Linked DNA regions of Homo sapiens: region 2 is linked to region 1. Evidence: read pairs that join two places in POLR2A ChIA-PET (ENCODE). Cell type or tissue: PC-3. All regions are shown on one strand. Each heading gives the region's core, and the rest is flanking DNA. Links, peaks and the distances in the headings are about the cores only.

Region 1 (4,405 bases), core at 169-4,168:
ATACAGTATGTAGCATTTTAAGTCTGACTTCCTCTAATTAGCATAATGCATTTGATGTAACTCCAAGTTGTTGCATGTATTGGGTGCTCATTTCTTTTTATTACTGAGTAGTATTCCACTGTATGAATACACCATAGTTTGTTTATCCATTTCCCAGTTTGAAGACATTGGGTTGTTCCAATTTCTGGCAACTATGAATAAATCCACTCTAAACATTTGTGTATAGGCTTTTGTATACATAAGTTTTCATTTCTTTGATATAAATACCTAGGAGTAGCAATTCTGGATCACTTTGTAAGTGTATGTTTAATTTATAAGAAACTATCAAAGCATTTTCCAAAACAGCTGTTTCATTTTGCATTCCCAGCAGCAATAGCCACTTTTATTTTTCAATGTGTGGAATGTCATTTTTATATAGATTTGGCCCACTATCATATCTCCATTAGGGCTCAAAAGACTTCATGTCTGTGCTGGGAGCAAAGTAACCTATAGATACCACTCGATCATTTTTCTGACATGAGACTTACAGAGTATCATCTCTAGGGTGATTTTTGAAAAACACATAAATGCAGAATCTTGGTGTTTAAAAGGAAATTAGAACTCATTAGTTCAACTTCTTTAAGTAAGGCTGTTTTGATCCAATTATAATCAATTTTCACTCACTAAGGCCCTGCTTAATAGCCTATTTTACTGCCCGTGTGAACTTGGGTATGTTACATAACTGCCTTAAACCACAGCTTCTTCATCTCTGCAGGGTTTTTGTAAGAACAAGAGAAAAAAAATGTATCTGAAATCAGAAAGCAATTAAATATTGTGCTAATTAAAAAACAGACATTGCTAGTGACTGTTCTAAAAACCTAATAGCACAAATCATGTGATTACTAAATGTTAGAACTAAAAGAACCTTAGAGATCTTCCATTAGGTCCCAGCTCTAAATGATAGACTTAGTGAGAAAACGGAAGCCCTGGAAAGCCAAGGTAACCCCACTCACTCCCTATTACATCTCCTTGTCTTACTTTTATCATAGCACTCATTTTTCTGCTGTTTCTCTGACCCTTTGTGAGTTAAGATCTGCCAGGGTAGCAACCTCCATCAACTACATTGCTTAGAATGCAGTAAGTTCTTAATAAATGCTTGTTGAATTATCATTTTAAAAGTGAACTTCAATTAGATTATTCATACACAACAGGTTTGAGTACATGACAGATACCTTTTTTGACAAATTATTAAGCCACTTGTTAGGGTGACTTGTAGGCATCATAATAAGCCAAATCAGAGCATAAGAATTGCTCAGTCAACCAAATGTGACGAGCCTAAATCCCATTCCCATGCTGTAATCTCCCAGTCCTGTTCTGTCTTGCTCCTCCAAGGGACACGTTGTATAAACAGCATCAAGTGTTAACTTGTTAAAACAGTTACACCCAAAAAATGCTGAGATTATTTAACAATGCAATAATATGAGGTCATATCAAGAATTCCAAGGAGAGGCAGAGTTTTCAAAGACTCCAGTTCAATGCCAGGGAGCTATTGTTTCTAAAATGATTTTTGGAAAATGAAATATTAATTCCCCAGCTAATGTATTTCATGGTAGTTCATTGTGCTTAATTCTCTAATCTGAAATTCTTTATTTTAGATCCATTCCAAAATCATCTTATTAGTCTCACACTTTAGAAGAAATGTGTAAATCAAATGCTTCTAAATTTAATTTGATTTAAATTATTTTAACCACTGTAACCCCTCTGTGGGGAGAGGAGAAAAAGCACATTTTTGCCAATGGTCTTTGTTCTGAACAAAGATTGGTTCTATCTGTCACCATTGGGAATGTTCAGGAATATTCTCATTGGATTGCAAGTGCCAAGAGGACAAGAACTTTATAAGTTTTTTTCATTGATCTATTGCTACAGCCTGGGGCAGTGCCAGGCACATAGAAGGAATCTAACAACTATTTATTGAGTATGTAAGTAAACTTGAGGAGATAAGGTGTTGAAACTCTCCCAGGCCTTATTCATGAGAGATCAGGCTGAGCTTCCAGCTAACATTTCTATCCCACAGCAGACCTGCATGGTCTTTACATCTATAGTCTTGGGCATATTCCATAAGACTTCCACATATTTGGCTGGGTTTCTCACCTATAGCATTTTCAAAGAGTCTCACTATATATAAACACTGAAATAACTAAGTGCCAGGAATGACTACAGAAACAAAGGGAAACCTTATAACGAGTGTGGTGGAGTGATTCAGTGAAGATCATCAGATTAAGACTGAGAAGAACAAAGCTGTGGTCACTCTCCCACCACTTAACAAGCATGGGAAGCTCACCAAGTCATGTCCTCACTCGAGGCCTCATTCAAAATCTGTGTGTGTGTGTGTGTGTGTGTGTGTGTGTGTGTGTGTGTGTGTGTTCTTTAGATCATGAAACTTCTCATCTGAAAATCTCCACTCTGTGGCCCAGAGTAAGCTTACATAGTGAGTGCACCTAAAGGTGAGCCATCTCCACTTTGGCCACTTCTCCAGATACCCACAAGGAAGTGCCGAGAATGCTGTTGCACCTCCTCTGGCCAAGGACAGAGAGTCATATCATCTGCCCACTTGGAGACAGAGAAGGTGACTTACCTAATATTTTTCCTGCATGTCTTAAGGACAAGGCTGGGTTCTTTTGGCCTTACTGGGTAATAAAAACTCTATGCACACAGGCTAGAAGTTGAGTGGTGGAAGATTCAAGAGAACAAGCTAGATTTTATGAAAAGTGGGTAACAAAGCATCTTTACTCCTTCTCCCATGGACATGAAAATCATTATCAAAAATCCTACCCCAGATGGGAATGTTATCTGGTCTTGTAAAGCTGCCTTACTATCTAGTCCCCAAGATAGCCCCAAGTGAACCAGGCTTCCCAGTGCTCATGCCATTGAGTAATCCCCTCCTATACCAGCTCTAGGCTGGCTTTGTATAACCAATAAAATATAGCAGATGTGACACTGTGTGACTTCTGAGGCCAGGTCATAGGAAGCTTTGCAGCTCCCCGTTTAATCTCCTGGAATGCTAGCTCTTGGAATGCACTCTCTTGGAACCAGCCACCATGCTGTAAGACGGCCAAGCCACATGGAGTCGACATGGCTCACGGCTCCAGTTGATCACAGCCCCAGCTGAGCTCCCAACCAACTGCAAGCATCAACTGTTAGCCCCGTGAGGAAGCCATCTTCGATGCCCAGCCCAGAGGAGCCTTTGATGACTCCAGCTCTGGCCACTATTGGACTGCAACAACAGTAGAGAACCCAAGCGAGAATTGCCCGGGTGAGCCCAGTCAATCCATCAGACCAACAGATGATGATAAGCTGTTTTAAATCAGAAACTTTTGGGGTGGTTTGTTATGTCACTTGTTCCACCTCATGGTTCAAAAACACGATCCCCATAACTTTAATGTTTAAGGGTTATCACTTTGCTTTCTTCTTTGGATTTGAGATGTCATTTGCAAGCAACCTTCTCTCTCACTCAAAATGTTTCCCTTATCTGGTCTAGTTGTGCCCTACTGAGCCCAGACATGAAGGAAATAAAAAAACAACCACCAACCACACACTCATATAACACACACAACACACACAAAACAATGTCTTGGATTGTGGAAGAATTTGCTATTGTCATTGTTTTTTAACGTATTTTCTTTATATTTCCTTGAGTTCCTTTTGGAGTCATTGAATTCCCTTTTTGAGTCTTTTTTCCAAGATTACAGGCTCAAGTCATGGGTTTTAAAAATAGCCATAATCTATTAACGACCTATTACATTCCAGCCACCATGCTAACTGCTTTAGACATATTAATTCATTAATTTTACAATAACTTTGCTATATAGGTATTTATTATCCCCATTTTACAGTTGAAAGAGCCATAGCTCAGAAAGATAAAGTGATTTGTTAATGCTACACAGATACTAAGCACTTTGAGACAAGATTTGAACCTAGGTCTACCTTAACCAGCATAAATATGGCTGAGGAATATCTGAATTCATTCACATCCAGAAATCACATTGTAGTTGTTGAATCCTTTGGCAGGAGCTATACCTTGGTCAGCAGAACTGTGTACCTTGGAAAATCACTCTGAAGGAAGGACTTACATGTGAGTTTTGGGGATTGCAAAGTGTTGACATTTTCAGACCACCTATGTATATTGCTGCAGATGTTGGTACAATTCTGTATTGTCCGGTTTGCACTGATAATAAAACAGTCTGATAAAATCTTATGCCATTCTTCCAGAACATGAATACTGGAACCACTCATTCAAGGGGATCTGGAGAGTGACCCAGGATAGAGTGAGTCACAGGGACCCAAGAGCTTCAACAATCTGGTATTCAGAAGCAGCTGGAATGAACGGAGAGAGAAGAACTATATAGCAACCAGGACATTTGGGAAA
Region 2 (4,405 bases), core at 331-4,330, 70 kb after region 1:
GAAAATACAATAGCCTGACAATGAGGGCTTGTGAGGTGAGCCCACCTTGAAGAAGGGAAGTCAAGGATGGGGACCCTGGCTTGGGGAAAGGGTGCACAGCTTTTTAAGGATTTGTGAGGCTTAGGGCAGAAAATTGCAAGGTTTTGCAAAATGTGATATGTGAACTGTCTGTATCAGAATTTTTTAGATAATTGTTTTTAAAAAGATATCTATGCAAAAAAAAACTTATAGAAAATATAGAAGAATATCTGCATGACTTGATGTTGACAGTGATTTCCTAAACAGGATGGAAAAAGTGCTACCCTCAAAAGGAATAATGGATAAATAGTAATACATTAAAATTAGAAACTTCTATTAATCAAAAGATGCAATTAAGAGACTGAAAAGCAAGTGACAGAGTACAAGAAAATATTGATCATACGTATGTATAGTTATCAAATAATTCAAACATAGAATATATAAGGAATGCCAAAAATCTTTGAGAAATAGGTAGCCAGCCCACCAGAAAAATGGGCAAAAGGCTTGAATAAACTTTTCACCAATGACAATATTCAAACAGCTAATAAATATATGAAAATTGTTTCACCTCATCAGGGAAATGAAAATTAAAACCACAATGGAACACAACTACACAGACTGGCTAAAATGAAAAAAAAAAGACAGATAAAGCCAAGTGTTTGTGAGGATATAGAGCAAGTAGAATACCTAGAATATACTGCAACTAGAATATACTGCAAGTGTGAAGATAAACTGAAGTTCTATCCTTGGAAAGCTGACAGTGTCAATTCAAGCTGAAAATATGCATGCACTAAGACCAAAAGACATCCACTAAAATATTCAGAACAGCACTATTTATAAGAACCCAAACTTGGCTACAATTCAAATGTCAATTTACACTAGAATGGACAAGTAAATGATGTATATATAATATATAATTAAATCTTAACACAGCAAACCGGGCATGGTGGCACATGCCTGCAATCTCAGCTATTTGGGAGGCCGAGTCTAGAGGATCGTTTCAGCCCAGGAGTTCAAGCCCAGCCTGGACAACATAGCAAGACCCATCCCCCAAAAATTAAATAAATAAATAAATCCAATACAACAATGAGAATGAATGAATTGCCACTGTATAAAACAATATCGATGAGTATATTCACTTGTGAAAAGTCACCACACTGTACACATGATTTCATGCACAATTCTATATAAATGGTAAATTTTTTTTAATCCTCTTAAAGCCTTTACTGACCTCAACATTCTTTTTTTTTTAACTTTTATTTTAGGTTTCGGGGTACATGTGAAGGTTTGGTTCTTAGGTAAACTTATATCATGGAGGTTTGTTATACAGATTATTTCATCAGCCAGGTATGAAGCTCAGTACCCAATAGTGATCTTTTCTGCTTCTCTCCCTCCTCCCAACCTCCACCCTCAAGTAGATCCCAGTGTCTGTTGTTTTCCTCTTTGTGTTTATAAGTTCTTATCATTTAGCTCCCACTTATAAGTGAGAACATGTGGCATTTTGTTTTCTGTTCCTGCATTAGTTTGCTAAGAATAATGGCCTCCAGCTCCATCCATGTCTCATGAAAGACATGCTCTCATTCTTTTTTATGGCTGTATAGTATTCTATGGTGTATATGTGTTAATGGTACATTTTTATGAAAAGCTGAATTTTATAATATTCCTGGAGCCCCTCTCTACTTACTCTACCTTGAAATATCTAGGAGTAGAGTTCTGAGGTGTGTGTTTTTAATTAGCACTTTGGGTATTTCTGATGTCTTCTAGAGTGTGAGAATGCTCAAGCCAATTCACCAGAGGCCTCGGATCCCATGAGCCAGAAGGGCACCTCTCTGAGAAACAATAAGGAAGCTGGAAAATTAGAATGCATTCTATAATAGGAAAAACAGCTAATAGTTACACATGGATTGACCGTTTACAGCATTCTTTTACACATGGTGTTATATTTCAACATGAAGAAGTTTGAAAACTTGAGCTGGGCCTTGGAAAAGAACCAGAGATGATTCAAGGCAACAAAAAACTGTCATATAGAATAAATTACCTTCGAAAAAAATGTATGATTTTTATAACTGAAAGAAAATAAACCAAAAGGTCTATGGTAGTTATTGCTGAGTCATTTTAACAATCTTTTTGATACTTTCATCTACTTTCCAAAATTCTAATTTTTCTTTTTTTATAGGCACATTTAAATATTATTTAACTGAAATATTAATTTTTTGAAAAATAAAAGTTTTGTATGTTAAAGACAACACAATCTGCTAATAATACAGGCTGCTGATTAACAATTGTTTTAATATTAATACTTTAATCTACTATTTAAATTCCAGCTTTGTCAATTGCCCCAGTAATATCAGTAATATCCTTTTTATCTTCTTTTCTTCTTCAGTATAGAATGCAGTCTAGGGTCAGTACTACATTTAGTTGTCAAATGTCTTTAGCCTGCTTTCATTGGGAACATTTCCATACGCTTTTTTTATGACTTTTTTTTTCTCTGATGACATTGATATTTTTGAATGATAAAGTCCCTCCTCCATCCTTCTTTTAGTTTTTCTTCAACTTTTATTTTAAGTTCAGGGGTACCTGTGCAGGATATGCAGGTTTATTATATAGGTAAACGTGTGCCCTGGTGATTTGCTGCACAGATCATCCCATCACCTAGGTATTTAGCCCAGCATCCATTCATTATCTATTCAAAAATATGGAACACTTCACAAATTTGCATGTCATCCTTGCACAGGGGCCATGCTAATCTTCTCTGTATCCTTCCGATTTTAGCATACATGCTGCCAAAGCAAGCTCTCTATTTTTCAAATATTCTGTGATCGGTATGCATTTGTTTTCTAACACTGAAGGCAGGTAGAGAAGTGGCTAAGAACAAGTGGCAATCAGACAGTCCTGGACTCAAACCCTGGCTTCTTCATTAGCCATGTGACCCATGTGAACCCAGTCTATGTAGTCTATATGGAGCTGACTCTCTCCCTAGCTCCAAAAGTGAGCACATAATTCAGGCATAATCCAACTGGGTTATGCAGTGCCATGGCCACATGATCAAAGTTAAGCCAATGAGAATTAGTTCTAGGACCCTCATCAGCACACTTAGTGATTTCTTTTCACTGGACTAGAAGCTATGAATATGACAGCCTGGAGCTGTGGCACCCACCACAAGGAGAAAGCCCACCTGACATTGAGTCCAACCCATAAAAACAGAGCTTAGGAAAGATAGCTTTCTGATAACATCATCTGAACACCTTGATTTAGCAATATCTGAAGAAAAAAACCTAGATTTTCAGTTATTAATCAATAAATTGCTTTTGATATAAGCTAGTTTTATTTTTATTATTATTGATCAGAAAAAGTTACTAACCCTCAATTCAGAAAAACACTGAGATTTATTTGTAAACTGCCAAACTGTTTTCCAAAGAGGCTGTAACATTTTGTATTCCCACCAGCAATGTGTGAGAGTTCTAGTTGCTCCACATCCTCACTAACACTTGATGTTATCAGTCTTTTTAATTTGGGCCATTCTAAGTAGGTAGGCCATTTTATCTGATTGTTTCAATGTGCATTTCCCTAATGACTTACGATGTTAATCACTTTTTCACATGCTTATTAGTCATCTACATACTTTTTATATGGAAGTGTCCATTCCAACATTTTGCAATTGTTATTGGGTTATTTATCTTATCATTATTGAGTTGAAAGAGCTTTTTTTTTTTTAATATACTTGTTCTGGATATTACTCCCCAGTTGATGGCTTGCTTTTTGTGTTCTTAGCAGATGTATGTAAGTGGGAGGAAAGCAGGATGGGGTGGGAATGAGCTTTGTACATACATGGGATGCTAGAAGCCAGCCTGCGCATGCTGGGGAGGTGGGTAGTTGTGGGACTAAAATGGATAAGTATGGTAGGTTCAAGATGGCAGAGCACTTTAAGGCAGGCAGGGGTGTTTAGAATGGATACAGTAAGCGATGGTGAGGTGTGAAATATTCTTGAGCATGGCAATGGCATAACAAAAGTGAAAATTCTACTTGGGTAACCTGGGAAGGATAAGGAGAGAAAAGCACAATAGGCAGAGAGACCAGCTGAAGAGGTGCTGTGAAAATCCAGGGAGGTGAGTGTAAGAATGTGGGCTGTGGCCCTGGCAATGAGAAGTGAGGGCATAGAGTGAATGAGGCTATATTTTTAAACAAGAAAAGAGAAGGCATCTTGACATATTGAATATGAGGGATAAACATGGGGAAGAGGCAAGAATTGCAGAAAATGAATGAAGGAAGGGATTTAAAAGATCACCTAGCTCCACTCCCAATTTTACTGTTGAGAAACTAAAGGCCCAGAGAGGAGTCATGATTTTACTGAGATCACACAGCAAATTAACAAAAGCGCCAGAGGCCA

What was found. ChIA-PET counts read pairs that join two places held together with the same protein. Peaks named below come from ENCODE experiments on the same cell type or tissue, not always from the same donor. Only the 100,000 strongest peaks of a DNase experiment are listed, where the experiment ranks them.
Region 2: POLR2A ChIA-PET joins it to region 1 with 6 read pairs; 3 of 35 experiments call an interaction of 5 or more read pairs at or near these places.

The regions. Positions count from the first base shown.
Region 1 is chr5:148,985,454-148,989,858 of GRCh38, forward strand. It overlaps SH3TC2 (SH3 domain and tetratricopeptide repeats 2), which reads right to left. Exons shown (of 17, transcript NM_024577.4): 17 at 1-4,405. Among named protein-coding and RNA genes, the nearest start is that of MIR584, 75 kb to the right of the region's middle. In PC-3, for the core only: no CTCF peak of the experiment used is centred there; a DNase peak (open chromatin) is centred at 2,278; H3K27ac peaks cover 2,974 bases.
Region 2 is chr5:149,054,847-149,059,251 of GRCh38, forward strand. All of the region lies in intron 1 of SH3TC2 (SH3 domain and tetratricopeptide repeats 2), which reads right to left. It also overlaps the pseudogene RNU6-732P. Among named protein-coding and RNA genes, the nearest start is that of MIR584, 5.4 kb to the right of the region's middle. In PC-3, for the core only: no CTCF peak of the experiment used is centred there; a DNase peak (open chromatin) is centred at 1,965; H3K27ac peaks cover 1,349 bases.